2 separate regions of the Homo sapiens genome follow, and region 2 is linked to region 1. The links are chromatin loops, found by intact Hi-C in ENCODE. Cell type or tissue: heart right ventricle. All regions are shown on one strand. Links, peaks and the distances in the headings refer to the core of each region. The heading gives the core; the rest is flanking DNA. Region 1 has its middle 230 kb from the start of LINC01648. Region 2 has its middle 140 kb from the start of LINC01648.

The links. Hi-C counts contacts between places; a loop is a spot of excess contacts. Peaks named below come from ENCODE experiments on the same cell type or tissue, not always from the same donor. Only the 100,000 strongest peaks of a DNase experiment are listed, where the experiment ranks them.
Region 2: a loop joins it to region 1, with 2.2 times the contacts of the local background. A loop is called at or near these places in 5 of 110 quality-filtered maps.

The regions. Positions count from the first base shown.
Region 1 is chr1:29,798,259-29,813,435 of GRCh38, forward strand. No RefSeq gene overlaps it. Among named protein-coding and RNA genes, the nearest start is that of LINC01648, 230 kb to the right of the region's middle. RefSeq lists enhancers at 1,696-2,197, 12,268-13,238. In heart right ventricle, for the core only: no CTCF peak of the experiment used is centred there; no DNase peak of the experiment used is centred there; H3K27me3 peaks cover 1,190 bases.
Region 2 is chr1:29,891,061-29,906,237 of GRCh38, forward strand. No RefSeq gene overlaps it. Among named protein-coding and RNA genes, the nearest start is that of LINC01648, 140 kb to the right of the region's middle. In heart right ventricle, for the core only: a CTCF peak has its summit at 9,256; a DNase peak (open chromatin) is centred at 9,841; H3K27ac peaks cover 1,642 bases.

The DNA of each region.
Region 1 (15,177 bases), core at 4,598-9,597:
CCATGATCTCGACTTCTGCCACCCTGCCTCCTCTTCCCCAGCCTGCACCAATGGCCTCATGGGGAGTTCCCTATGATCAGTTGACAGAGGAAGAGAAGACTAGGGCCTGGTTCACAGATGGTTCTGCAGGATACTCAGGCACCACCTGAAAGTGGACAGCTGCATCACTACAGCCCCTTTCTAGGACATCCCCGAAGTACAATGGTGAAGGGACATCTTCCCAGTGGGCAGAACTTTGGTAAGTGCACCTGGCTGTGAACTTTGCAAGGAAGGAAAAATGGCCAGATGTGTGATTATATACTGATTCATGGGCTGTAGCCAATTGTTTGGCTGGATGGTCAGGGACTTGGAAGAAGCATGGTTAGAAAATTGGTGACAAAGACATTTGGGGAAGAGATATGTGGATGGGCCTCTCTGAGTGGTCAAAAACTGTGAAGATATTTGTATCCCATGTGACTGCTCACCAATGGGTAACCTCAGCAGAGGAGGATTTTAATAATCAAGTGGATAGGATGACCCCTTCTGGGGACACCACTCAGCCTCTTTCCCAAGCCATCCCTGTCATCACCCAATGGGCCCATGAACGAAGTGACCACGGTGGCAGGGATAGAAGTTACTAATGAGCTCAGCAACATGGACTTCCACTCGCCAAGGCTGGCCTGGCTATGGCCACTGGTGAGTGCTCAATTTGCCAGCAGCAGAGACCAACGCTGAGCCCTTGATATGGCACCACTCCTGGCAGTGATCAGCCAGCTACCTGGTGGCAGGTTGATTATATTGGACCTCTTGCATCACGGAAAGGACAGAGGTTTGTCCTCATTGGAATAGACACTTACTCCAGATATGGGTTTGCCTCTCCTGCACACAATGCTTCTGCCAAGACTACCATCCATGTACTCACAGACTACCTTATCCACCGTCATGGCATTCCAAACAGCATAGTAGTAGAAGAAGGTAGTCATCGATACCAGCTATGACCACGTGATCAGCTGCAGAAATGAAGACTGTAACCGTCATGGGTATTTCCTCCTTCTTTGGTTAAAAACATGTCTGTGCATGTATACACTCGTACTAAGAAAATATATTCATTTTATTTCCTTTTCCTTTATCACGTGACATAAAATTTATTGACTTCATATCAGCATTAAAGTATTGTTAACTTTATGAATAGTATTTGAGTTGGGGAATTGGTGGGTTTCTGGTTGTACAAAGGATAAGTTGTATTATTTTAGGCGTAATTTTGACCTTATTATTATCTTTATTTGAAGATTATGTATGATCTCAGGAGATGTGTACGGATTCAGGTTGACAAGGGTGGACTTATCATGGTTAATACAGAGTGTTAACTTGATTGGATTGAAGGATGGAAAATATTGATCCTGGGTGTGTCTGTGAGGGTGTTGCCAAAGGAGATTAACATATGGGGCAGTGGGCTGGGGAAGGCAACCCACTCTTAATCTGGTGGGCACCATCTAATCAGCTGCCAGCGAATATAAAACAGGCAGAAAAACATGAAAAGGCAAGACTGGCCTAGCCTCCCAGCCTACATCTTTCTCCTGTGCTGGATGCTTTCTGACCTTGAACATTGGACTCCAAGTTCTTTGGTTTTGAGACTCAGACTGGCTCTCCTTGCTCCTCAAGCTTGCAGACAGCTTATCGTGGGACCCTGTGGTCACGTTAATACTTAATAAACTCCCCTTTATACATATATATATATATATTCTGTCTCTCCAGAGAACTCCCCTCTAGAGAGGACTTCTGTCCCTCTAAAGAACCCTGACTAATACATCCTGGGACCCTGCAGGCTCTGGGGTCTGAGATGTCCCCTCAGCCGTGCTGGGAGCTGCCTGTGTCACCACATCTGTGCGGTTACTAAGGCAGCCACCTCAGCTCAGGGCAGGGAAGTGGAAAACAGGCCAGAGCTTGATGAGGCTGCACATTCTTATCTGTCCCCTGAGCCCCTGGCCCCACAACACGTCTCCCAATACTGAGGCCATGGGCTGCTCTCTGGGCCTTGAGCTGAAGGCCTGTCCCGCCTTGGCCCAGGGTGGGTGAGGGGCTTCCCTCCTTTCAAGTCTGGCCAGAGACAACAGGGGAGGTGACTTGGAGAGAGGTCTGGCTGGCCAGGACCTGGGGCTGCAGGATTGGTGGGTGCCCTTGGTTTGACCCTGAGAGACTCCCTTCTCCTTCCACACCCAGACCTCTGTACCCGGGGCTGTGGAGGAGTTCACCTGCCAGTCACCCCCGTTCCTCTCCTCCAGGCTGGGAAGCAACAGCCCAGGACTTGCCTCCACTCTCCTGGCAGGCTTGCTGGGCTGGGTGGGTGAGTGGCACTGAGCGTGTTACAGGCGGCCGCTGGGCGGTGGAGGAAGGTGTGCCTATAGTCCAGGGGTGAGCACCTGGGACCCCCAGCTGCCTTTTCTCATCTGGCCAAGTGAGTCCCTGGTGGCTGTGATTCGGCTGTCTCTGGGCCCAGCTGTGGCCTGGAAGGTCTGTTTGTGGCTCAGGCCTCAGGTGTCCCTTCCTCAATCCTCCTACAGTGAGTCATGCTATTGCTGGCTCAGTCTCACCTGTTTTCTGAAGGTGTCACTCGATGCCTGGATCTGGCAGTGAGCCTAGCACTCTGAGAAGGTTCCTGGGCTCCCACCAGCCTGCCAAGATCCCACCTTGGGCTCATGGTAGCTTCCTTTCAAGTGGCAGGTCAGGAAGAATGAGGCTTTTCATTCCTTCAAACTCTGGTTCCAGTCCTGGATCTGAAACTCTCACATGGCTCCCCTTCCTCACTGGTCAAGTGGGGATTATAACTTCCTGGTCACAGTGCTGGTGCAAAGACCCACTGGGTGTAATGCCTGTGGGGGTTTGGAATGTGGCAGAGTTGGGGGAACCCTTCTCTCCAGGGTGGGGTGGGCAGGAAGTCCTGCCTCCACTTCGTGCTGTGTGACCTTGGGTTCATGGTCAACCTCTCTGAGCCTTTGTTTCCTCATCTGTAAATGGAGATGTTGTGATGATGAAATAAGAGCAAAGACAAGTCTTTGCTCAAACTTTGTTTCCTCAGTGAGGCTTCCCTGACCGTCGTATTTAATTCTGAGCCCACCACACGTCCCACTGTCCTGCCTCCAGCATTGTGTTTAATTTATTTATACATTATGTTTATAGTTTATTGTCTGTCTGCCCCACTGGAATGTCAGGTCCATGAGGACAGTGATGCAAGTGGCTAATAAACGAGATAATTTCCTCCTCCCTTCCCTCCTTCCCTCTTTCTTCCTTACAAATACACAGTATACCAGGACCAATGCCAGACCTCTAGCATTTCAGCAGTGAAGAAGGCAGACAAGGTCCCGGCCCTCAAACAGCCCTCATCCAGCAGTCAAGACACATATTAAACAGGCAGAGGGGAGGAGCAGCAGGCCTTTGGGTCCAGTAGTGCCAGGGCCTGCCAGGCGCCTGAGCCTCAGACTGAAAAAGGCTGGAAGTATCTGAGCCGAGAGCCTGGGTCTGCACAGCCGTGGAAGCCTCTCCCCGACCTTCCCCCAGGGTGATGGTCAGAGCCCTCCCTGCCAGCTCACGGGGGCTCAGGCCTGGCCAGCTCAGGGACTGTTTCAGGGGAGGCCGCTGAGGAGTGAAGATGGGAGTGGCTTGTGTCCTTCCCATGGCCAAGTCTACGGGGCTCTGGGCTCTGGTTTCCTCTCTGTGGCAGGTGACCCTAGGACCCCAACCTTCCTGCTCTGGAGCTGCTGAAGTTAGGGTGGGCAGAGAGGGGGCTGCCCTGGGATATCCTGAGGGACCCAGTGCAGATCTGGCCCTTCCCAGAATTCCAACCCCTCCCTGATTATTCTCCCATTTCTTTCCTTCCCCGGGAATCAAATTCCTTTCCAGAGAAACCTGAACTGACCCTGGCAGGACAGTTGCTGCTTAGAGCCCACTGAGAATACAGCCAATTAAATGGGGAAATATGGAAGAAGACCTCCACGGCGGGGCAGGGCGAGTCCATCAGAAAAATAAACAGACATGAAACGACAGCGGGCTCCTGGCTTCTGGTTCTTCTGTTGCTTTTTATCTGAGCAAGACGAACCGGAAATCCCAATGGCTCCACGCTGCACTTGTCATCTCCCTTGTAATTAATACCCCTGGGTAAAAATCTGTTCAGCCGGGAGTACACCTGCTGAGGGGCTAGCCCCACGGGCTTTGTCACCTGGGACCATTTAGCCCACTCAGCTGTGGGGAGCGGGTGCAGGGGACCCTAGGGACGGATTAATTTCTGTTATTATAACAGACAACACTGTGGAGGAGCCCCCAGCAGGCTGCAGCAGGGATGCATCCACACTGGCCAGCCCTGGGCCTGGGGGGATGGCAGGTCCGGAGAAGAGAGAAGCCAGGAGGTTTCCCGTTCCTGTTTCTCCAGTCTGGGAGGCAGTGGTGTCCCCTGGAAATTATAGGTAGTGGAATCCTAAAAGCAGTTTACAGATGATGTCAAGTACCAATGCCTTCCTGGGAAGGATCTAACTCTGCTGGCAGGTTAACCAGGCTCAGGAGGAAGTGGAGAAGGAGTGGGGGCTTCTGGAACCGTTGGTCCCCCCTAAGACCCTGGATCCTTGAAGGGAGAGACTAGGGTGAGCCAGGTGATGACAGGGGATGGCGGAGCACAGAATCAGCAACCAGGACGCCATATTCTAATGCTAAGAGGAGCTTGGTGATGATAAGCCCGACGCCCTCCTTTTGCAGATGCTGAAATGTGAGAGGGGAGGGTCTTGGGTGGAGGATTTGCAGATCTCACGGTCCCTTCCATGGCATCTGTGACGCACAGAATCTTGGAATTAGAGCTTCTTTCATAGACTCAAAGATACCTTAATGGAGTGTTTGAATCACAGATTCGGAGAGTCTTATCCCTTTTACAAAATCCCAGAATGACAGGATCACAGATGCATTCATAGAATCACAGACCCAAAGAATCTTGGGATTAAGAAATCGCTAGGAAAGACTTGCAACCACATTCACAGCAGGCTTGGCCCTGAGAAATACAGAATGATCCAGGACACGTGGAGTTGAAATAGACATGGTGGAATCAGCATCTCAGCACAGGACGTGACCTTGGTCCAACTCCCCTGGAAATGCAGGAAGCCCTCTCTTCACCGTCCTGAGTAATGATTTGAACTCTGGTAGGGATGGTGTGGTCACTACCTGACAGGGCCATCTATCCCATTCTTGGGCAGATCAGGCTGCTAGGGCTGAGCCTGAATTTACTCCCACGTGACCCACCCACAGCTCTGTCCTGGCTCCTCCAGGAACTGAACATGTAAAGTGATCTGGACACACATACAGAGGCTTAACCCAGCTAAGGACAGCTTGATCCTTGGCCAAAGGGGTCTGTCTCCCTCTAGGGAAGGGTCAGGCACCAGGACGAAGGAACGGATGGAGCTGCTCGGCTCACCTCAACCCATTTCAGTTCACCCACATGAGCAGGAGGTGTCCAGTCTGCTCCTGGAGGAGGGGCCAGTCAGGGACAGGGGCAGACAGGCAGGAATGCCCACTGGGAAGGAGGCTCAGAGGGGCTCTGGGAGAAAGAATGATTCCCCTTGGGTCCCCAGAGACAGGGAAAATCCAATCATGGCCTCAACTGCAAGGAACACGGCACACACACATGCACAGACACATACACACAGATACACACAGACACACACACATAGACACAGACACATACATACAAACATACACACATACACACACAGACATACACACATACACACACAGATGCACAGACACAGAGACACACAGACAAAGGCACCCCATATGCCTCCAAGATAATACAAAGCTATGGGCGCAGCGTCTGGTGCCCCCCTGTGTCCAGCTCTTCTACCCCTCTGGTCTTGTTTCTTGCTGTTTTCTCAAATGCTGCATAGGACTGCCCTTCACTCCTGTTTGGGTTGGACAGGGTCATCTTAACTAATGGCAGTTAGTTAAGGACAAGTGAGTTGGGAAAAACCCAGGAAAAGTCTTGCAAATCCAATACATCTGAACTGTGTGTCACCTCCCCTCCCTCTCTGGAGGCCCAGAGCATCCTGTTGTCCTGGTAGAGGGGTCCAGGCTGGCTCCTGCCCCTGTCCAGGTTCCTCTCAATCCCGCCTCAAGGCTCACCCTCTCACCTCTCAGGTTGGTGTCCCCTCCTTTCCTCTGAATTCTTGCTATTCCTGCTGGCATATCTGCTAATCCCTGGCTGGCCTCCCTGCGTCTCCCATGCCGAAGCTTCTTCAAAAGAACTCCGCACCCGCATATCTGGGAATAATTTCTGTTTTCCAGTGAGCAGGGAAGTGTTAATTACTACCAGCACCTTCCTTGTCTCTTTTGAAACCTCCGTCTCAGAGCTGTGTGATAAAGGAACTAAATCCTAATTAATAACAGACAGCACCATTCTGAAATTGTGTTTTCCTGTTCTCAGAGATTATAATCAGCAAGGGAGGATGAGAGAGAGAGGTGGGAGGTTGGGGAGAAAACAAGAAAAGAAAGAAAACAGTTCTTCAGCTGGGGGAGGAATCACAGGGCTTTGAGAACACATAGGCAGGCCTCTGGTGGTCCCTGGGAGGTGGGGGGAAGCAGGTGACCATGGGCAAGACCAATAAAACCTGCAGAATTGGATTTTTGTTTCTAGATTACTGATATCTGGACACATTCCACTCTCCATGTTATGGTGGAAAGTTGATTTGTTCAAATAAAATAAAATGTGCTGCTGAGCATTCCGTGTCCTGGGTACAAATCTGGAAAGGAGGAAAGTGGTGGTTTCCGAGTACAAACAGCACTCACCCAGCTGCTGCTGTGCCCACTGTAGGCAGGCCACTGCGGGTAGGATGCGACTGCCAATGTCGCAGAAGCAAGTCCTTGATAATCACAGTGGGACAGGTTTTCTGAGCTGTAGACTGACTCTGTGTCTGGCAGCCTGATGGGGCAGGCACTGGCATGGGGACAGCAGGGGGCTGGCATGGCGGGGACACTGGAGGAAGGGCACTCCTGGCTTGGTGGCCATGGCCTCTGAATGTCTGCAGGCTTCTCAGGCCCTAGGGTAGAAATGCAGGAGGTAACAGGGAGACCTGGATTTCGCCAGCTCTGAGGCCCTCCTGCCTTAGAGGGAATCTGGTCTCTTGCAAGCTCCCTGAGAGCCACTGGGTGTCTCAGGTGGGCTCAACAGCCAACGGGTCACCTACGATCAGAGTGGGGAGGCAGCTCTGTTCTCCCTCCTGCTGCCACTGACCTGCACTTGGGAAGCCACAAGAAGGACTTCAAGGGCCTCAGTCGGGACGAAAGTGCCTAAGAGCCTGGGTCCTCATGACCTTTGAGCTGCCCGTCGTCAAGCTTCCTGAGTGGGACATGGTTCTATGCAGAAGCTGGGAGAATGCCTGCTCTCAGTTCAGCGATACGCTTTCTTCTGGGTCCTGAGCACCTAGCAAGTACCAGTCCCTAGCAGCAGTGTGGTCAAAGAGCTAAACAAACAGGGTTTCTGCTCAGACACCTAGAATCTAGGGAGTGACAGGAGCACACGCTCAATTGCTCCTCCAAAGCCCAACTGTGTAGGGGTAGGAATAACTGTGTCCCTGAGCATGCTATTGGTTCCATATACCTGCACAGGTATGTGCTGCCTCCTGCCAACACATTCCACTGTGTGGACAGGCTGGACAGACACACATAAGAACAGGGGCTGCTACAAGGTTGAGAGAGCCCATATGGGGAGGCGGTAATAGGGAATGGTGAAGGGTGCAGGCCTCGGGGCCAGGCCCCCCTGGGTTCATTTTCTGACTCCACCAAATGCTGAACGTGCCACCCTGTGTAAGTTATAGAACCTGTCTGAGCCTCAGTTTTCTCATTATCATTTCTTTTTGACAGACGGAGAAACTGAGGGGCAGAGAGATTAAGTGACTTGCTGGAAGGCATGGCAGTGTGAAGTGTCAGAGCCAGTCAGTCTGCTTTTAGAGTCCAGGCCCTCAAAGGCCATAGCATCTTGGGTGAGACTGACAATTTGCATTTCTTTTTTTTTAAAGTTTTATTGTTTTAGAGACAGAATCTCACTCTGTCGCCCAGGCTGGAGTACAGTGGCATAATCATAGCTCACTGTAGCCTTGACCTTCTGGGCTCAAGAAATCCTTCCACATCAGCCTCCTGAGTAGCTGGGATCACAGACATGCGTTGCCATTTCCGGCTAATTAAAAAAAATTTTTTTGAGATGGAGTCTTGCTATGTTGCCCAGGCTGGTCTTGAGCTTCTGGCTTCAAGCAATCCTCCAGCCTTGGCTTCCCACTTCTCTCCTGGAACCCCACTTTAAAAACCACTGGTCTACAGAATAAAGGTGGTGTGGAGAAGGGCTGGGGAGGAACATTTATGGAGCACCCACCATGTGATGGGTCCTGCCTTGTTACAAGGGCCACACTGAGTTCATCTCGGTTTGCATCTCTGTACAATGTGAAATGGGTTTGCTGTGAGGCTCCAGTAAGTCAACACACCATGTGAAGTGCTAAGCACAGGGCTGTGTGCAGTAAGTGCCCAGTGGAGTGTTAGCTGGTGCTGTCACTCTGCCTGTAGGCGGTACTGAAGCTGCATTATCCTGGTTAATCCCCTCATGAGCTCTGAGGACTAAGCTCAGACAGAAGATATTTAATGGAAAAAAAGATGAATGAGCCTGGCTTGAGATACTCAGGGGCCCTTCTGGGGCAGTGTGGCCTTGGACTGGACCTGGAGATTTGAGGAGGGGTGGGTGAGAGGGCAGGGTGGGGATCTCCTGACATAGGCAATGTTTTTGGCCTTGCAAAGTGACAAAAATAGCCTTTCCATTAGATTAATGCTCAGGAGGTGTCCTGGCAGGGTGTGGGTGTGACTGAGGCAGCAGGAGAAGGCCTAGGCCCTAAGCAGGGGGCAGGAGACTGAGGGCAGGAGCCGCTCTCCTGCTGACCTGCTGTGTGACTTGGGGCAGGTTCCTAACTGTCTTTGGTTTCATAGCATGTGATACGGTTTGGCTGTGTCCCCATCCAAATCTCACCTTGAACTGTAGCTCCCATAATTCCCATGTGTTGTGGGAGGGACCTGGTGGGAGGTAATTGAATCATGGAGGTGGGTCTTTCCCATGCTATTCTTATGATAGTAAGTCTCACAAGATCTGATGGTTTTATAAAGAGGAGTTCCCTGCAAAAGTTCTCTCTTGACTGCTGCCATGTAAGATGTGCCTTTCACCCTCTGCCATGATCCTGAGGCCTCCCCAGCCACGTGGAACTGTGAGTCCATTAAACCTCTTTTTCTTTATAAATTACCGAGTCTTGGGTATATCTTTATCAGCAGCGTGAAAATGGACTAATACAGCATGTCAGCCCAGGAGGGTGTCAAAAATAATCCGGTCCAACTCCATTCTTCACACATGGGGAAGATGAGGCCTGGAGAGGGGAAGCAACTTGCAGGAGAACCCTCAGCATGGATATCTGAGTGGAAGCAGAGCCTGCAGTTCCTGGGCTGTAAGAGTGGCTCTTGATCTCTGCACCTACTCATCGGCTGGGTCATCTTGAACAAGTTACCCAGCTTCTCTGAGCCTCAGTTCCTACACCTCAGGAAGCCCATCCACAGAAAAGCAACTCATTAAATGGGTGGGCTTCACTTTCAACAGCAGCCACTGAAGTCCTGGTCTTCGCAGACACAGGTCCTTCATAGCCGCTGCCTGCTTCTGTTTCTGCCTCTCTGGTGAAATGGCGGCCTGGTTTCCAGGCCCAGACCAGGGCTGATGTATCTGCCTGTCACTGGGTATCTAATGGATCATTGGACAAATTGATTTTTGCTAAATCGGTCATTTGATGAATTGATATTTGCTAAATGGATTTTCAGCAAATTAACCCAGAATCTCTACATCTGAGGGCTGTTCAAAAGATTAAATGAGATAATCCATGAGAAACATTTAGCATAGGGCTGGCACATAGTCGGTACTCACTAAATGTTAGCCATAATTATTATTTATTATTATTATTACCGATACTGTCATGGTTGTGACAAAGTACTGCAGATGCTGGGCAAGGGAGAATCTTGGTGGACAGGGTAATGGGGCAGGTGGAGTCGGGGGCTCAGGAACAGGGTGGGGCCTCAGGACCTGTCAAGCCTGATCCCAGGAAGAGGCCTGGTTAGGGACCAAGCCAGAGCTAGGTAACAGAGATGGCTAAGCTCAAGCTCTCAGAGCAAAGAAGGAGGAGGTCTGGGGCTAGGACCAGTCTGTCTATCCACAGCATTAGTCCCTGAGTACAGGGCAGCACATGGTTTGAGGGCAAGGTTGCGGGTCAGGCAGCCAGGGCCCAGCCCAGGCCCTGATGGCCTCTGGAGCCCTTTCTCTAAGGGTTTTTCTGGCTTTGCCACTCTGAGCTGCAAGATCACCTTTCTCTCCACGGGCTGTGCTTGCCTGCAAGCAAGGTGAATGCTCTTTGCTTTAAAACAGCCTCCCTGGGTGCCCGGAATCCTTGCTTAGCATCATTCCCCTTGGGTCAGCATTACCTTCCCAGAGCCCTGGGAGGGGCCATCCCAGCACTGGCTGTGAGCACCTCTGTGTCCCCACCCAGAGATACACATCTGCCCAGGGAAATGCACCTGACTGTTTTAGCCCAGCACCCTGTGACTACCCCCAATCTCAGGAGAAAGGCTGCCTTTGGGCCTCCATTTCCCACAGTGATGAGCGCTGGGAGGCTCAGCTTTGTCTTTCTGTCTCTTGTTGATATGGGCAGGTGTCGTGGCTGCGCCTGAAATCTCCACACACTTTACAGTTACCTTGGACACAAAAAAATTCCTTTTTGCTTAAGTTGATTTGGGTTGGCTTTTCTATTACTTACAACTGAAATATTCCAAAAGATTTTTCATGTTGCTCTGTCTTTGCAGGGAGGAGCCGTGGGCTCACAGGGTTGAGCGACTTCTGTGCCAGGTGCTGGGTTCAGTGCTTCCTCCCAAGTCATCACCACAGCCCTCCGAAGTCATCATTCCCATTTTGCAGATGAAGACACTCAGGTCCATGGAGATGGAGTAATCTGCCAAAGACCTTGAACTGGGAACTAGCTGAGCCATTCTCCTGCACCCAGCTGTCTTCTCTTGAGGCTCAGCGCTCAGGCCCTTGGGAGTCAGAGGACAGAGAACAAGGGCACCGTCCAGGCACCTCCGCAGGCCAGTCTACGGACCTGCCCAGGAAAGAGTAGGGGGGGTGGGGGTGGTACATGATGTAGGGGTTGAAATTTGAGTACTGGAAAAAGACAGATGTAGACAGAAAGGATTTTTTAAAATAACGGATAAACAACTTCAGCTCCTCTCCCCGAGTAGTTGGGCTCACATGTATGGTTAACCAAGGCTCTTTTCCTCTCCCTCCCCAACCGGGGCAATGGCAGGGGGCGGGGGCTGGGAAGGATCCCTGTCTCCTGGCTGTCCCCAGCACCCATGGCTTCTAAAAGCAGGCACATTTCGAGATATTCAGGAGGAAGAAGGAAGCTGAGCCTAGATCTGCAATCTCCTACTAAAATGAAAGCGATTTTACAGAAAGCTTAAGCCACAGTGCTCACGCAGCAGGCAAATGACTGGGTGGCCACCGGGCTCGGCTGCAGGTGAGGAGGTGGGGGCTCAGGGAGGTCGAGAGCAGCAGAGGAGGACCCAAGCCCAGCTCTGCCTGCCCCTCGGCCCTGGCTCTTTCTATTGTTGGGGGCGCCTCCGAGGTTTTGTCACTCACTCACTCACTCGCTCAGTCACTCATTCCATTATTCCTCCAGAAAACATGACTGAGGACCTATCAGGAGCCTGGCCTCTGGGAAGATTGGGTCCAGTAAAGACGGCAGAGAAGACAGCAGGAGGTCCAGAGGGCTGGGGAGGAGCGGGGAGAGGATGACACCTGTCTGCCTTCGGGGATTGAGGACAGAGAATGGGGTGCTCTGCTGGGAGGGACTGAAACCCACTGGGGCTGGCTTAAATCATACCTGGGACCTGATTCCCTGGAGACGTCTGGTGGAGCCTGGGCCTACTGGAGGGGACCGCTCTCCCTCCTTCCCTCCCTCCCTCTCTGGTCCCAGCTCCATGCTGTCTCTCTCCTGCCCTCCCTCCACCTTCTTCCTTCCCTCACTAGGGTCCTACAGGCGCCCTGGGCCCAGGTCCGGCTCTCGGGCCAACCCTGAGCTGATTGGTCTGCCTTGGGTCAGGTGTCTGCCCCAGTCCAGCCAGCTGTGGCAAGGGCGTGGCCACACAACACGTGCAAGTGCGGGGCGGGGGTCATCTCCGGGTCCAGAAGAGGTGGGGGTAGGGGTGATGGTAGGGGTGGGGGGTGGCACCCCAAGAAGGCACTGGCCGGGATCCTCACAACAGCCCTCGGAGGAGCTGTCTCCATGTTAGGGATGAGGTACTGGAGAGCCTTAGAAGCAAAGTGCCCGACTACCTGGGTAGCAAAGTCCAGACTTGAGCCCAGCCTGTCTGACTTCAGCTTCATGCTCAGAACCACGCGCCATGCTGCCCTATTGCGACCAAGCCCTGTGCCAGGGACACAGATGGAGGGCACACTGTCCTGCCCAGTGCAGCCCCATCACGAGTCAGGGAGGTCGCGTCTTCACAGTTGGTAGTGAAAGGTGTGGGTGTTTGGATGGTTCCTCTATTTAGAACTTATCCCATAGATGGGGAAACTGAGGCCCAGATTGGGGCAGGGGCTTGCCTGATGTGACAAAGCCCAGGTCTTCAAGGAGGAATGTGTGAGGCGAAGGAGGGTGGTCAGAAGCTGTGGGTGGGGCTGGCTTTGGGATGCAGCGGCTTGGGGCTTGGACCTGGGCTACAGTTCAGGGCCCAGCACAGGCTTGGGTGGGATTCAGGATCTTATGTGTGGGCTCCAGGAGGATTAACTGGGCAGCCACGTGCAGATGGATGAAGGGGAGAAGGGAAGGAAAGAGCTACTCCCTTGAATTCAGGTCGTGTGGACATGATGTCATGGCAGGTGGTTGAAAAGAAAAATACAAGAAAGCCACAGCAATAACACCACCAACCTAGTAGAGTATCGCTGAGCGTGGAGTTCAAACTGCATTGGAGACTCAGAGCTTTTAAAAATGAAACGTTATAAAGTTTGCATTTTGCAGGAAGAGAAAGAGGGTGAGGGCCCAGTGCTGGGTATAGAAGTCACTGGGAGGGACAGAAATAGCTTTTGTTTCTTATCTACTTCCAGGAACCCTATTAGGTGAGAGGGCTGACAGTGACAACATTTCCCCATTGGGGACGGCCCCGCCTTCCTGGAGATAGTGGCCTGATTATCCAAATGTCCCAGAATCCTCCAGAACATAAGTGCCCCGGGAGCAGGGACTTCTTGTATCTTGTTCTCGGCTTATCTCCAGTGCAGCATCAGATGCTCAGTGAAGATTTGGTAAATGAATGAATGAACGTGAAATCATGTGTGTTTTCCCCAACATTTCCACCAGTGGGGAAGCTTTTCCTTCACTCTATGCTCATCCAGCCCAGGGGTTATGAACCCAATTTTCAAAGTAAAGAGCTCAGGTTTAGACAGGTTTAATGACTCACTCATTTCTTTACAGGGATCAACTGGGACTTGAACTCAGAACACTGGGCTTCCAGCGTATTCTGTGTTGTGTGCTAGGGGTGCTGCGCCATGCTGTGGGTCAGAGTATAGACTCGGGGCACAGGCAGACCTGGCTGAAGTCCTAACCTGCCTTTCCACAGGTGTGTCATGGTAGGTGACTTGGGCCTCAGTTGTGTTGTGAGAGTTAAGTGAGAAATGAGTCTGGAGTAGGGGTCCTCAGCCTGGGCACTACTGAGGTATTTGGGCCAGATAATTCCACATTGTGGAGACTGTTCTGTGCATCACAGGGTGATCAACAGCATCCCCGTCCTGTACCCACTAGATGCCGGTAGCACCTCCCACCCCCGGATATGGCAACTGAAAATGTCTTCAGATGCGTCAAAAATTTCCTCTCGGGGGCAGCATGGCCCCTGCATGGGAACCACTAGAGTGGAGCACCTAGCCCGGTGCCAGGCACAGGGGACTGTTACTTTATTATCATTATTATTATCATCAGGATGATTGTCCATGGGCGCAGGGGCCTCATCTGTCTTGTTTACTGCAGCATCCCTGGGGCCTGCCCTGGCCTGGCACATAGTAGGTGCTCAGTGCTTGGGACTGCAGCCCCCAGGCTCCACTGCCAGCAGCCTGGGGTCTCCTCTGTGCAGCTGGATGGCTTCTTCCTGATGCCCCGTCTGCCAAAGAAACAGCAGTGGACTCTCAAGGAAGGAGCAGTTTCTTGGGATTTTCAATCTCTCTCTCTCTGTTCCTGTTCTCACTCTCCAGTACCGTGCCAGCTGGACTCTGGCAGAGCTGGTGGCAAAATGACAGGGATCCAAGGTTTCAGGCCTTTTGCTCCGACTTTTATCCCCCGATTTCATGCAGCTGCAGCTCTTGCTGCCACTCAGCTGGAGAAATGTCAAAACTATATTAAATCATAGGGCATGAGTGAGCAGTAAGATGACACTTGTCACCCACCTCTTGCTGTTTCCGAGGCTCTTGCGCCCTGACTTGGCCTGTCTTGTGCTCTGAGGGCTTTGCTCATTTCCCCTGCCCTGCTCCGTAATCACATCTGTGGAATTTGAAGTGACTTTCCTGGAATGAGACCTGGAGGAGGTGGGGTACATTTGTCCACAAGACATAGGAAGTGGTGGCCAACATGCCAGGCCCAGGAGCCCAAGCCAGGGTGGTGCAGGGGCGCAGGGTCCAGCAGAACCGACCTGTTAAAGGCAGCTGACAGCTGGAGTTACTTTTTCCCCTTTAAATTGTTTTAATATATTTTAACCGCTTGATTGAAGTATAACTGATACATGATGAACTGTCCTATTTAAAATGTTCAATTTGATGTTTGACATACATATACACCCATGAAACTATCCCCACGATTAAGATAGTGGACAAATCCATCACCCCAAACTTTCCCTGTGCCCCTTGGTAATCCCCCCAATCCACCCCTATCAACTGCCCTCTGCTGATCTGCTTGTTGTCTCTATGGATTAGATTTCATTTTCTAGAATTTTATATCAATGGAATCATGCAGTGTCCACTCTTTTGTTCGGACTGACTTCTTTCACACAGCATAATTATATTGAAATTTATTTATGTTGTTGTGTATATCATTCGTTCACTATGTTTTTAATTCCAGTGTATGG
Region 2 (15,177 bases), core at 6,620-11,619, 95 kb after region 1:
TTCCAAAGAGTAAATGTCAGTGGCTTGGGAAGGAGTCAGGGTTCTGAAAACAAACACTAGGCATTTGCACCAAAAGGAAGGAGTGAAGGAGAGAGAGAGGAGGGTGTGGAGGTGGAGGGCTGTGGGGAAGGGCAGAGGGTGTGAGAGCAGGGTCAGGGATGTTCTGCAAGGCATCTTGTCAGGGGACCTTGTGCAGGAGGTTCAGGCAACCCCTGATCATTCTTGTGGGAGGTGCCCCTGATTAGGGGACCCTGGTGCCACTGAGCAGTATGTGGGGATGAGGAATCATCTTCAAATCTCTCATCAAAACTCAATGCTGTGAGCACATAGGACTGCAGATGCTGTCCGTGTGGGTCACAAACACTGCAAAACTGTAGGTCTCCAATCCAGATCCTTCTTGCAGCTTTGGCCAGGCCCTGGGCCCACTAATGGCTGTTCCTTGAAGTTCTCTCTGGGTCCCCTGCTCTCTATCTTGTCTTCTCTTCTCTAAATGTTTCTAAGTTCATTCAACCAACTCTAAATGACCTGGCTCATTCCTGACTTCTCCAGGTTTCTGCTCAAATGCCACCTTGCCAGTGGGATCTTTTCCCAACCCCTACATCTAACCTAGCAGCCCCAAATCACTCTCTGTCCCTCTTACCCCATTTCATTTCCCTTCATGCCACTTACCACCTGACATAGTTCCTAATTTTATTTGGATATTGTTTGTCACCCCTACAGACAACCCAAAATGTGCATTCACCAGGGCTCAGTTAGCCTTGTTCTCTGCTGTGTTCCCTGGTATGGAGGGCAGGTGACAGATTTGGGATATCCACTTCTTACATGATCTAGTTGAAGGGCAGATTTGACCACACCATGTTCTACTAAAAACCATCTCATTCCTGATTGCTCTGGGGATAAATGCAGCCAGCCTGGCTATGGCTGCAAGCCCTGGCCCTTCCTACCCTCACCATGCTTCCCCCTGACTCTGTGCTCCAGCCCCTCTGGCTGGTTTCCATCTCTGTCCTTGCCCTGATCTGCTTCCCCAGAACCTTTGCACATGTCCCCTCTTGGCCCCAGATGCTCCTTCTCAGCCCTCTGTTAGTCAGAACCTACTCCTCCTGCAGGTCTTCATCCCATCATGTCATCCCTTGAGGAGCTCTTCCTGACTTTTCGTCTATCTCATCTTCCCACGTCTATGGAGGGAGGTGTCTTATGGCTTCACAGAACTCTCCTGAGTATTACGTGTTGTATTGAAACTGCACAAAGGGTAGTGCAACTCTGTAAGGCTTGTTTCCTTTGCTTAGCTGTAGGCAACATGAATGCAGGAGCTGAATTTCCTCACTGCCCTATCCCTGTGCTGAGCATGGTGCCTGGCCAACACCTACACATGGAATGAATAACTGAGTGAATGAATGAATAATGTCCCTACAGCAAGGCCACACACATGCAGCAATGCCTAGGTCAGCACCCAGGGGAAGAAGGGAATGGCAGAGTGGTGTCAAAAGTGGAGCTGGCTGAGGACAGGGACAATCATGGGGTGACTGCTACCCTCTTCAGCCCAGATGGACAAACCCTATCCCTTCACTCAGGAAAAAGCACCAGGGACTTACCAATACTATTGGCAGAAAGAACCCTGGAAGAGCAGGCAGGAGATGTGACCTCTTTCCTGACACTGCCTCCTCCTCCCAGAAGCCTCCCTTGATCATCCCCACCTACAAAGACTTTATCCTTTCCTCCTCTGCATTGTGTCTGCACCTTCTGCACACTTCCCTTCTTATTCATTTCATGGTGGATATTGAAGAATAATTTATATTAGAACCCTTCTCCCCCCATTAGACTGGGAGCTGCTTTAGGCTAGGGGTTGTGTCTGATTCACTTCTGTGTCCCCAGTCTCTGGTGATGGCTTGGCTCTCATGAAGTGTTTCATTAATGGACAGTTCACTCTGGGTAAGTTTCTGCTCTTTTCTCGATCTGTTTCTTTTCCTATAAAATGGAGTGGTAATAACACCCAACACCCACCTCAACGGGGGCTGTGGGGAGACAGTACAAAGATAAATGTGATATGCCCAGCTCAGTGCCTGCACTCAAGAGGCACTACTGCTATGATGGGCAGGGCTGCTGCTGTGATGTAAGGGGCTGCTGCTATGATGGGAGGGGCTGCTGTTATGTGGGTGGGGCTGCTGCTATGATGGGCAGTACTGCTGCCATGATGGGCGGGACCACTGCTATGATGAGAGGGGCTGCTGCTATGATGGGCAGGACCACTGCTATAATGGGAGGGGCTGCTGCTGTGATGGGTGAGGCCATTGCTCTGAGGGGCAGGGCTGCAGGGCATCTGTCTGGAGCCTCTGGTCCACTTCTTACTCCACCCACCTCCACCCAGAAAACGTTTGCTGCCATTTTCTGGAAGCTGCTTGGAGCCATCACTGGTCTAAGCTTTTCAGCAGCATTTTACTCTTTTGTCCCTACAACCCACGGTGGGGCCGAGATAAAGGTCCTGGGTGATCTGTTTGAGATGCAAACCCCTCCTGTCCTCCCGCTATTTGAAGCCCTTCAGAGGCTCCCCCTGCTCTTAAAGCAAAGACCCAGACCTGCAAGGCCCAGCTCCTGCCCTGCTCCCTCCTACCCCACGCACACCAATCCAGGTATGGAAACTGAGGCTCTGAGAGGTGATGAGACTCACCCGAGTCCACTCCATCTGGGGATGGCAGAGCCAGACTCAAACCCAGGCCTGTTGGGATCCATTCCTGGGTCCTGGCCAGCCCTGGCAATGGGTGCCCACCCAGTGGGTCTCTTAACAGCTGGCAAAGATGCTTCTTCCCCATATCTGAGTCACCCATGGCCACATGGTGCTCATGGTGGTAAAATTTGCCCAGCAAAGAGCACTTATTGACCTGAGTTCCACAGCGAGCAGCCTCATCCCCAAGACCATCCACCCTCCATCTGCCTCTTGCAGGCCCGCCCAGCGCTCTGGCCCACCTGGTTGGCTCCCCTGATTTCTCATCTGTTGATTTAGAAAGGAGCCCATGGGGGATGCAGGAGGCTCTGATCTGTGGCTCTGTGTTTGCCGAGGACGCTGGAGCCTTGGAAGGGGATTAGAAATTCATAACCAGTGTGATTTGGGTCCCCTCCTGAGTCCTGTGTGTGCATGCCCTGGGCTCCTCATTGAAGAGTGAATAGGTTGGTTTTGGAGGGTCTGAGGACAGTGAAGCCAGTGTGGCTCTTCTGCCTGTTGCTGGGTCTTTAGGGGCATCTAGTCGTGAGAATGCTGGTGCTACTGAGCATCAGGGTCTGAGGACCCCTGGCTGGGTAGCTTTGCTGGTGTAGATGCCCCCCAGAGTCCAGCTTACCCTGTGACAACATTGGCCCATCGACAAAAGCTGAGGGCAGAGGGGAGCTCCCTGTCTTCCTGACATCTCCTGGGGTCCTTCCTGCAGCAACAGCCTACACACCATCGGGATTCCGGACCAGCCAAGCACCGGTGAGCTGGAACTCCAGGCACATCCTCCTTCTCGCCTCCCTTATTAACCAAGGATGGTTAGGAAGCCCTGAGGCCCAGAACTGGGGGCATGTGGGCTTAAAAATCAGGGTGCCTACCCTCAGGGGCTCCAGCCTGATGGGGAAGGACAAGCATGATGCAGACCATTATGCTCTGTGGTGGGGGTCAGTGTGGGTTTGTATTTCGGCAGCATAGAAATGACGCAGTTAAATGTCAGAGGCTCTTGGGCTCTGAGACCCGGCTGTGCCACTGACTGGCTGTGGGATTCTGGGTAAGTGACTTACGGTGCTGAGCCTCAGCTTTCTTTTTTTTTTGAGACAGAGTTTTGCTCTGTCACCCAGGCTGGAGTGCAGTGATCTTGGCTCACTGCAACTTCCACCTCCCAAGTGATCTGAGCCTCAGTTCAAGTGGTTCAAGTGATCTGATCAGTTTTCTACTCTATGTAATGAAGATTATGTTAGGATTTGGGAGGAACAAACCAGTTGATGCAATTAAGTGTTCAGCACAATGTCTGGCACATAGTAGGTGCTTACTGAGCAGTAGCTCTTATTTATGCATTCAGTAAGCAGATGTTTAGTGAGCACCTGCTGCGTGCCAGACCCTGCTCAGGGGAGTGAGAACTTGGTGGTGAAGAAAAGCTGGATGCTTTGTCCTTAGACATCTTAGAGTCTGGATCGAAGGACTGAGTGTGAATCACTCACAATCGGCTCTGAAGGGGAGAGTGGGGTCCTAGTAGTGTCTGTAACAAAGGATCCTACTGCAAAGATGGAGAGGAGAGGATGGGCTCAGAGGCATTAGGGGTCAATGGACAGGCTTGGCTGCCAGGTTCAGTGAGGGAGGAGAGGAGGTGCCTAGGACAGCACCCAGGCTCCTGGCCGGGGCCACTGCATGGACAGATGGAGGTGTTATTTACAGGGTGAGGAGACTGGAGAAGAGCTGGGTTTGGAGGATGCAGAGAGTTTATGATCTTGGGCTTGTACGTGTTGGGTTTGCAATGCTTTTGAGACTCTGCACCTGATGCATAGTTGGGGGCTGGATCTTACTTTGCAGACCCCTGGCGGAGCACTGCTCTCAGAGGCTCATACATGGGGGGACCCACGAACCATCACAGGTAAAGGTTGTTGTTGAGGAGAGGGGACACTCCTACCCTGATGGGGGTGTGGAGCAGGGGTCAAGGTCACCTCTCAAGGTCACCTCTGAGCTGAGTCCTAAAGGAGAAGTGCAACTCACCAGACAGAGAAGGGGGAGGACACTGAGGGCTGAGGGGTCCTGCAGAGGCCCAGGTACTGAGGAGGGAGAGCCGCGTGGTCATGGAGCTGGAGGTGTTCAGGACAGCTGTGTGGCAGCGGGGAGGAGGAAGCTGTACAGGAGGCCAGGAGCCACAGGAATCAGAGCAGGAGGGGACTGGAATGCCGGTTGTAGGTTTTGCATTTAACCTGTGGGTCGTAGGGACTCATCAGCCCATTCCATTACAGCAGGAGGATGTGCTCAGGGTTGTCATGTTTGAGGAAGGAATTTGGGTGCAGGTGAACAGGGACTGAGGCTCTGGCTGCAAAGAGATCAGCTAAGAGGCCAGCGATGGTGCAGGTGACAGAAAAGGGCAAGGCAGCTACATGGGGACAGCAATAAGCGAGGGCATGGGAGGAGCCTCAGGGAGACAGAGCGGACTCGGGCCATTGAGGGGCACAGTGTGGATTATGGTCAGAGGGCTTGGGCGCAGTGGAAGAGTGGGTAACACTGGATGTTCTGTGAGCCACCAGCAGGAACGACAGACACACTCTGAAGGGCCATCCTGCAGGGAATTAAGTCACACAATGTGAGTTTAGGACAGGACATTATTATATGGACACATGTAATAATCCTCTCGGCAATCCTGGGAGGTAGGTGCTGCTGTCACCCCTATTTTATAGATGAGCAAACAGAGACACAGAGAGGTTTAGTAACTTGCCTAAGGTCACACAGCTAATTAGCAGCAAAGCTGGGGCTTAAACCCAGGAAGTGGCCCCCAAGTCCATGCTCTTAACTGTGATCCTGCCTGGGCTGTAGGAGATGACTCTGCTGTGCTGCTGCCCTCAGGAGCTCCAGTGCACAGATGGAACCACGGGCAAAGTGAGTGAAGTGGACCAATACCTCTAGCTGTGGGAATCAGAGAAGACTCCCAGGAGGAGGCATCATTTTAACTTGGTCCTTAGGGTAGGGAGTGTTTGAACAGAGTGGTGGCGTGTCAGTCAGGGTGGTTATTGCAAGCCACAGAAAATGATTGTGGATGACGAAAGCAAAATAAGTTGTTATTAAGTCAATAAGAGGTTATTTCAAAAATCACTGAGACAGTTAGAAAGTCAGGCTTGGGGCTGTGGCATCAGGACAAGTGCTGCAAATCAACCGATGGATGACAGCGTCTCAACCTCCTCCACCAAGTCCTGGAGCCTACAGCTTGCCCCGCCTCCACTATCACTACCTGACACTGCAGGCTACAGCTGAACCCCTGCTGTCTCTTTTCCCATGGAGCCTCCGGCCTCTGCTGCTACCCTTGCCACCATCACCAGAATAGGCTCAGCAAGGAGAACCCTTGCTGTTGGGCTTCTGGCCCGAAGTCTAGACTGGGAGGTGGGGAGACCTGATTGCAGAAGCCTCATCATGTGACTTCACTCAAGTTGTAAAGGAGACCAGGAAAGAGCCTCTTCCGCATTTTCAGGCTCTGTCTCCTAAGTGGGAAATTCCCCAATCAGTAGGAAGACATTTTTCAATAATGTAACAAACACACTGGACAGGGCTATGGCCATCGTGTCAGGTGACAAGGTTGGCACATGTGAAGGTGAAGAGGAGGGAACGGCATAGACCACACAGAGGATGGTTAAGGTGCAGCAGAAAGATTAGAACACAAGCTCTGTCCTTAGAATGTGCTTCTCGGCTACTACACATCAAGACAACTGAAAACAGCAGTGACTGAGCAGTGTGAATATGAGCGTGCTTGTGAGCAGCTGTATCCTGACAGGGCTGACACCGGCTCTCCCTGTGTTGTTGCCTCTGTGGACTCTGCTGGCTGAGGCTGAGTGATAGTGGCTGGGAATGCTGCTTCCTGGCAGCCTGTGTGTCCCTGCTTGGCCTCCCCAGGTGCTGATGGTTGGCTGCCTACTTGCTCCCCATGCAGCATCCCTGCTGAGAGCAGAACTGTGACCTGTCCTGCACATCTATTTCTGGGACATCACAGCCCTAAGCTCCCACTCATTCATGCCTTCACTTACTAATGCACTCTGAGCACCTATGTTGAGCAGATGGCCCTGCTCTCCCAACCCCTATCTGCGTCTTGATATTTGTCACCCATAGAAGCAGCTATGGTGGGAAAGATGCTGACCAGGAGATCAAGTTCATTCTGGCTCTAGTGAATTACTCTGGACACTTGGGCAGGACACTTGACCTCTGTATGCCCAATTTTCCTGTCTATGAGACATGTCCCAGTAACCCATCTGTGTGGTTTTTCACTCCTGCCCTGCATCTGCCTGAGCCAAGACCACTCGCCATTTTGTGTTCTGTGTCTCACCATGAACTCTTGCCTCTTCTGGATACTCAGATGTCTCTTCTTCGTCACATAGCCTGTGACTCACTCTCAGACTCCCTGTGCCCTGCTGGAGAAACCCAGGGCTGGAGAGGGAGCTGTCTGGCTCTTCCTAAACCTGCAGGACCCAGTGGGTGCGTGGATACACCATTTAGCGAAGATGCTCTCTCCACTACCACGTGCATTGCATGGCCCCGCCAGGCTGGCGGACCAACGCCCTAGCACTTTGCAGGCCCCATTTTAAGCGCCCATGGTGGTTGGGGATGTGAGCCCTCCCCACAGTGGTGAGAGAACATCTCTGGAGAGGAAAGAAGGGGGAAATAGGAGAAGAGGGAAGAATGGGAAGTTGTGGAAGGAAGAGGAGGAGAAGAGAAAGAGCAGAAACAGGGAAGAGAGAAGAGGAAGAAATGAGTGAAGAAGATGGAGGGTGAGGGGGTAAGGAGGGCAAAGGAGGAGAGACATAAAAGGACAAGCAGGGGCTGGGCACGGTGGCTCATGCCTGTAATCCCAGCACTTTGGGAGGCTGAGGCAGGTGGATCGCCTGAGGTCAGGAGTTCAAGACCGGCCTAGCCAACAGGGTAAATCCCTGTCTCTACTAAAAAATACAAAAATTAGCTGGGCATGGTGGTGCGTTGCCTGTAATCCCACCTATTCAGGAGGCTGAGGCAGGAGAATTGCTTGAACCCTGGAGGCGGAGGTTGCAGTGAGCCAAGATCATGCCACTGCACTCCAGCCTGGGTGATAGAACGAGGCTCTGTCTCAAAATAGATAAATAAATAAATAAATAAATAGGACAAGCAAGGGCAAGGGGAGAAGAAGGGAGGAAAACGGTACAGTAAGGAGGAGGGCAGAGAGGAGAAGGGAGGGCAAAGGCAGGGTTGGAAGAAGGGGTTATAGAGGCAGGGGAATGGGCAAGAAGGGACAGCAGAGACAGCAAAGGGGAGTAGAGCGAGGGGGGGGCAGGGGCAGAGATGGTTGCAGAAAAATGGGGGAGGGAAGGAAAAGAAACAAAAACAAGGAGGAAGCAACTGTCTTAGAGGGTGGAGAAAGGGATGGAGTAGAATGGAACGGAGAGGGATTAGAGGAAGGAAGAAGTGGGGGGAAAGAAAGAGGAGGAGGAAGGCAGAAGTTACCCCCGGAGCCAGCTTGCAAGGGCTCTGCCCACCTGGGCTTCCCCAGAGTAGAGGGGCTTTGGTCTCTGAGATGACTCCCTGAAAGCTTTCCATCCTTGCTCGCCGGCAGGTCTGGCAAATGGGGGACAAGTAGGCCTTATGCACAGTGACTGCTTGTTAAAGGGCCCCAGCAGAAACAACTCCAACAGGTCTCTCTCTACCCGCCAACAGCTCAGCCTGTCTCAGAGCCTAGCAGGCCAGGAGGGTCTGGGGGGCAGGGCCAGGATCCACATCTAAAGATGCCATGTGGCATGGCCAGGCACAGTGGCTCACACCTGTAATCCCAGAACTTTGGAAGGCTGAGGCGGGTGGACCACTTGAGGTCAGGAGTTCGAGACCAGCCTAGCCAACATGGTGAAACCCCGTCTCCACTAAAAATACAAAAATTAGCTGGGCATGGTGGCGGGCATGTCTAATCACAGTTACTCGGGAGGCTGAGGCAGGAGAATGGCTTGAACCCAGGAGGCAGAGGTTGCAGTGAGCTGAGATTGTGCCACTGCACTCCAGCACTCCAGCTTGAGCAACAGAGAAAGACTGCCTAAAAAAAACAAAAAACAAAAAACAAAAAACAAAAAAAAAAAACCTGTGGCAGGACAAGAACTTGGCTGGGCTTTAGGACAGTTGGGTTCTAGGCACAAGTTAACCAAAAATTTGCTGAGCAACCATGGTCAAGTCATTTAACCTCCCCGGGCTTCGGTTTTCTTCTCTGCAAAAAGAAGAGCTGGCATTGTGTTCCCTTTCACTTCAGGGTTCTGTGGCTTATGAATAAGAATAACTCAGAAATATATTGATTACTTACTATATGCCAGATCCTAAAGGCTTTATATCATTTAAACTTGTATATATATGCATATAGATAAATCATGTATATAAATATCTCGGAAAGAACTCTAGCTGTCATTGCTCCAAGTTGCTCACAGGAACTTGGAAACTGCATAATATGCCAAAGGCCATGCAGCCAGTGAGTGACAGAGCAGGCTTTCCCCAGCCCACACTCGGGCAAATCCCGAGCCTGCCCCCAAATAGCTCCATTTTCCGAGAGAGGGAGCCACTTCATTACAAAGGTCCCTCTCTACAAAGACAGAACACGGAGGCCGATTAAAGCCCGTCAGCCCGGCATCATTTTTGTAATCGATGCTCCGTGATTGTGAACTGGGTGTCTGTCGGCAGCTGCCTAATTTTAGCTGGGTCTTTGCAGGCTTCTCACCAGGCTCACCCTCCCCCATGGATGAGCAGAGAGGTTCCAAGAAGCATCATCGATCTTTTGACTAAAGTGTCCTCATGAAATACAAATCTGTCGTTTCTCAGCGAGCCGTCTGTCGTGGTGGCACAGAAGAGATGCCACCGGGAGAGTGAGAACCATAATTTCATGTAAAACCGGACGTCTTACATGGTCCCCCGCAACCCACCTCTTCCCTGCTTTCACCTTGGCCTCCCAGCTCAGTCATGGGAAATCGATACCTTTTACTGTTTCAACTTTGGCACAGAGCGATGGGGGAAGAGCTGTCAATAGGTGTTGAAGACATTCCCAGTTGTGGGCAAGCTCCCTGTTAGGGGGGCCCTGGCCTCTGGCAGTGAGTTGGCACCGAGTTACTTGAATGAGGAGGATTTAGTGCTCCTGTCCTTGGGCACTCTGCCCAGTATAAGTGGCTAAGGAGGCATCAGGGGAGGGCCTGGGTCCAGAGAATGAAAACACCTTCCTTAAATAGCAACAGCTTCTCATGGGCATAATGGCCCTACACACATAGCAGGAAAGGTGACTTATTCTAAGGCCACACAGCAAGCTTAAGTATAATCACAACTCCACCACTTACTATGTGACAACAAGCAAGTAACTGGACCTCTCCAAGACTCAGTTTCCTCAGTTGTGAAATGGAGTTATGCTTGCACCCACCTCATAGGGTTATTGGAAGGGTTAGCTGAGTAAAAGCACGTTGAGTATTTAACACGGTGCTAGAAAGACAGAAATCAACTAAAATAATAGTTATTAATACTAGTAATATTTTTCGATGTTAACCTGTTTGCTTTGCTCTAAGATGATATCTATCAGAAGATACACCATCAATTTAATAACAGCTTCGAGAGGGAAGAAAACAAAAAAGAAACAGAAAATGAAATGTCTGCCCATTGAAGGATGTGTCTTATTTTAGAACGTTTAAAATATATGTCCCAGAATCGAAGAAATACAATATTGACAACAGAGGGCTCTTTTTAGATCTCAGATTCCTGGAACCCTCCCACGAGCCCTCAAAGCGTGAGAATGGAAGTAGTGTTGTCCAGGAGAGAAGACCAGAGTTTACTCTGCTACCAACCGGCCGAGTGACCCCAGGAAAGTCCCTCTCCTTTTTTGGCCTCAGTGTTCTGCCTAGACAGTGCACAGGTGGCATGAGATGATCCCTCAGGCCCTTCTAGCCCTGGGTCTGGCAGGACAGGCGTGAATTCTTCTCTCTGTCGTCCTGCTCACCGGGTGGGGCCACTTCCCCTGCCGTGCTAGACTCACCAGCCTGCAGGATTTCTGGAAGGCAGGCACCAGCAAGAGCTCTAGCTGATTAATCCTCCCCCTACTTAGGGGCTCCCAGGGCTGCCTTTGAGGGGGTGGGAAGGAAGAACAGGTGGGTGGGGCCAGGAAAGGGAAGGGAGATGAGCCACAGATTCCATTTGGGTCTGTTTACTCCCATTCGCTCCTGGTTACCTTTAAACAGGATAAAATTACACTCGAATCCCCTTCATCTCCATGCGATACTTCTGAAAAAAGAGCAACTTGACCTCTTAGGAGTTAAAAAAAAAATGGAAAACGTGAGAGCTACGTAATATCCAGTGGATGCTGAGGGTGGGGCATTTTCAGGGAGCTCATATGTAAACCTCCTTGATGTCTTGAAAAATAAAACCAGACCAGCGTTCAGTGGCAGGAGGGGAGGAGAGTATTCCAGGAGGAAAGCCAGCTCCCTCTGAGGCAGAAAGAAGGCTGGGTGGGGAAGAATTGGGGACAGGCAGGGCTCTGAGATACTCAGGGGAGGATTTGGGGGCTGATGAAGAGCTCTGGCATCGGCGCTCCCCAGGAATCTGCACTTCTTTTTTTTTTTTTTCTTTTTGAGATGGAGAAACACTCTTGTTGCCCAAGCTAGAGTGCAATGGCAGGATCTTGGCTCACTGCAACCTCCACTTCCTGGGTTCAAGTGATTCTCCTGCTTCAGCCTCCCTAGTAGCTGGGATTACAGGTGTGCGAATCCATGCCCGGCTAATTTTTTGTATTTTTAGTAGAGACAGGGTTTCACCATGTTAGCTAGGCTGGTCTCGAACTCCTGAATCTGCACTTCTTAATCAACCCAGTAAACTACTCCCCAGCCCTTTACAAATAGGCTCCTGACCCACTTTGCTATGTCTCCATGACAACTCCTCATCAGTAAATCCCTGCCTTGGCCCTCAGCTCCTGACGGCTTCCCACCCTAGCTCTCTTCCTGTTCATCTGTGACCGTGGTTCCCCCAGCTCTCACTTCTGTTTACTCTGTTTCTGCTCCTTCGTCCCCTTCACTGCTTCCTTTCCGAAGATGCCCCCAAACTTTGTTCGGGAGACTTAGGAACCTGCAGTTCAGCATTAGAGGCAACAGGCACAGAGCACTAGAAGCAGGCAAGAGTCTGATGTTGCTAAAAGATAAATGCTATTTTTTTTTTTTTTGCTGTTTTTAAAAAATAATACAAAGCCTTAGAGAAATATCCTAGGCAAACTCCCAGGGGCTCAGTGCTGGGCTTGGAGCACTATTGGATATTATATTTGCACAGCCACTCGGCAGCTCCAACACAAGCATCCTCATGTCATTCTACATTCGGGCCTTAAGGCTGCAATAGATGGCCTGAGCAAGGCGGGGCCAAACCCCTTAGGCCAACTTAAAGCAAAGGCAAGTAACTGGCATTTCCCTTTTTTTCAACAGAGGATGGCGTTCAAAATGCTCTTTCTTTAGTAAACTTGTTTTCCCCCTTTTTCTGAGCCACTTGACCCCTCTCCTGGTCACTCCCATTGTCCTGTGGTTCTAAATTCTTAGCACATCTTGGACACCAGCCTGTAGCTTGAAGGATGCTCCATTTTTCATCTTGCAAACACCCTTTGCCTTGGAGCATGGCTTTGCTTGATGAATGTGCTTGCTGTTTTTCTTATAAAAGCCCCTTCTGGCTGGGTAGGAAATCACCCCTAAACGAAACCTTCAAAGCCTGTGCACATCCCACAGGTACACCGTCATGTCCCCCTAGTAGAACAACCAAACCCCTCATAATTAACCCTTCTGAAAAATATCCGGGATTTATAGTCACTGGTGCTTTCACTTACAGAGGTGATGGATGTTTTCAAGCTGATGTAAGACTGGAGGTAGCATGTTCAAAGATAAAGAGAATGAACTTGGAAGCAGATGCATCTGGTTTCAAAATCTGGTTCCATCATTTGTTGATCATGTGACCTTGAACCAGCAGCTCTCTACCCTCGGTCACACATTTCCCCATAGCAATGACCTTACAGGGTTACTGAGAGGCTGAGCACAATGTCTGTCACCTGACACAATGAATCATGGTCCACGGTCCTAACCTTTCTTCTAGTATTTCTCCAGTTGTGTTTTAATCATCAACATATTTGCCTGTAGTCCTCACAGGCTCCAGAGTTCCTTGAGGACAGGAACCACATCTTACTTGTACTCTTGGCATAGAGCCAGTGCCTGTTATGCAGTAGGTGCCTAATGAATGCAGCCTGATTTAGTGGAACACAATGGCGTCCTTTGAATCCTCCTTTGCTCCAGTCATTGTGTTCTCTTCTTCAGTAGCTCTATGTATGTGTCAGATTTTCCTAATCTGTCTTCGGTGTCTATCATTCTCTCTGTATTCATTATTTTACTTAGAGTCAACAACAAGTTTTATTATATATCTTAGATTTACACATTTCATTTTTGATTCTTTTCTTTCTTTTTTTTTTGAGGCTGAGTCTCACTCTGTTGGCCAGGATGGAGTGCAATGGCACGATCTCGGCTCACTGCAATCTCTGCCTCCAAGGTTCAAGCGATTCTCCTGCCTCAGCCTCCTGAGTAGCTCAGACTACAGGCATGCACCACCAAGCCAGGCTAATTTTTTGTATTTTTAATAGAGATGGGGTTTCACCATGTCAGCCAGGCTGGTCTCAAACTCCTGACCTCAGGTGTTCTGCCTTCCTTGGCCTCCCAAAGTGCTGAGATTACAGGTGTGAGCCACTGCACCTAGCCCATTTAATGAAAAAATTACACACACACACACATGCACACACCACACACACACACACACACACACACACACAGAGCTTTTTCCCTAGTATGTAGTTAACACTATGAACCATGATAGTGGAATAACTTCTTTTGACCTAGATAGCTGCGTTTCTGGTTGCATTTCATTACATTGAACAACTTCAGTAGATACAATATCGCTAAATGGAAAAAATGAGAATGACTTTAGAACCTGTATTTTCTTGATGTGTTTAAGACCTAAGGACCCTTTTTATCCTAACAGGGCTCCAAAGGTCATCTAAAGAAAATGAGGTTATTTATAAACTATCTGGAGCACCTGCCTAAGGACCACTGCCCATAGTTATTCAGTATCTTCAGGCCTCCCAGAATGAGGTAATGGTATCACAGATTTCTGTGAAAATGCTTTCCTCTTATCACAAGCATCTTCATTTGCAAGTTGAGTACTTGATGATGGTAAGACGATCTTGTACATGAAGTTTGCCCAACTGTATGTACATGTTGACTGAAACATGACTGGATGCTCTTATTGAGAGATCCATTTCAAAATCACCCTTTCTTTTGGAATTCTCCTCCATTAGTTCAGCGGCCAAACCAAGGCATGGAAATTCCAGGACAACAGAGAAGGCTGTGACATGCCTGGGAAATTCTTCCCTAGCTACGAGAGAAACATTTATTTTACCCATCATGTGACCCATAAGCTCTCCAAGCACCTCTGTAGCTATCAAATACTCTGGCCAGTGGGTGAGGTTCTGTAAGTACAAAGTTTCTGTAAGTGGACCCATGTTGGTGTTGTCTGAGTGGGACAGGTCATCACAGATGGGGGTCCTGAGTGTGGCCCTCATGCCACTGCTGCAGCCCACCTTGAGGGGGTCCTGAGCATGGCCCACTGGAAGCCATGCTGTGCCTGGGTTGCAGGGCAGGGCTGGTGAGGATCTTTCTCTCTTTCTTTCTTTTTTCTTTCTTTCTTTCTTTTCTTTCTTTCTTTCTTTCTTTCTTTCTTTCTTTCTTTCTTTCTTTCTTTCTTTCTTTCTTTTTCTTTCTTTCTTCCTTCCTTCCTTCCTTTCTTTCTTTTTCTTTCTCTCTCTTTCTTCCTTTCTTTCTTGCCTGCCTGCTTGCTTGCTTTCTTTTTCTTTCTTTCTTTCCTTTCTTTCTTTCTTTCTTTCTTTCTTTCTTTCTTTCTTTCTTTCTTTCCTTCTTTCTTTCTCTCTCTCTCTTTCTCTCTTTCTTTCTTTTTTTGAGACGGAGTCTTGCTCTGTCACCTAGGCTGGAGGGCAGTGGCATGATCTCGGCCCACTGCAACCTCCACTTCCTGGGTTCAAGTGATTCTCCTGCCTCAGCCTCCCGAATAGCTGCGATTACAGGCATGTGCCACCATGCCTGGCTAATTTTTGTATTTTTAGAGATGGAGTTTTGCCATGTTGGCCAGGCTGGTCTCGAACTCCTGACCTCAAGCGATCCCTCTGCCTCGGCCTCCCAAAGTGCTGGGATTATGGGGGCATGAGCCACCATGCCCGGTCAGGAGCTTTCATATTCATTTCTCTGGCTTTGCTCTTTTTTGTTTGGAGCTGAATGATTTTCTGAAGCTGATTTTCTTCTGCTTCGCTGATGGAATTTCCATTCATGCTTACTCACTGTTACTGATTTTATGGCATTCACCTCTGTAATATTTTCATTATAGTTTCTTTCATTTCTTTCTTAAGATATGCCACTCCA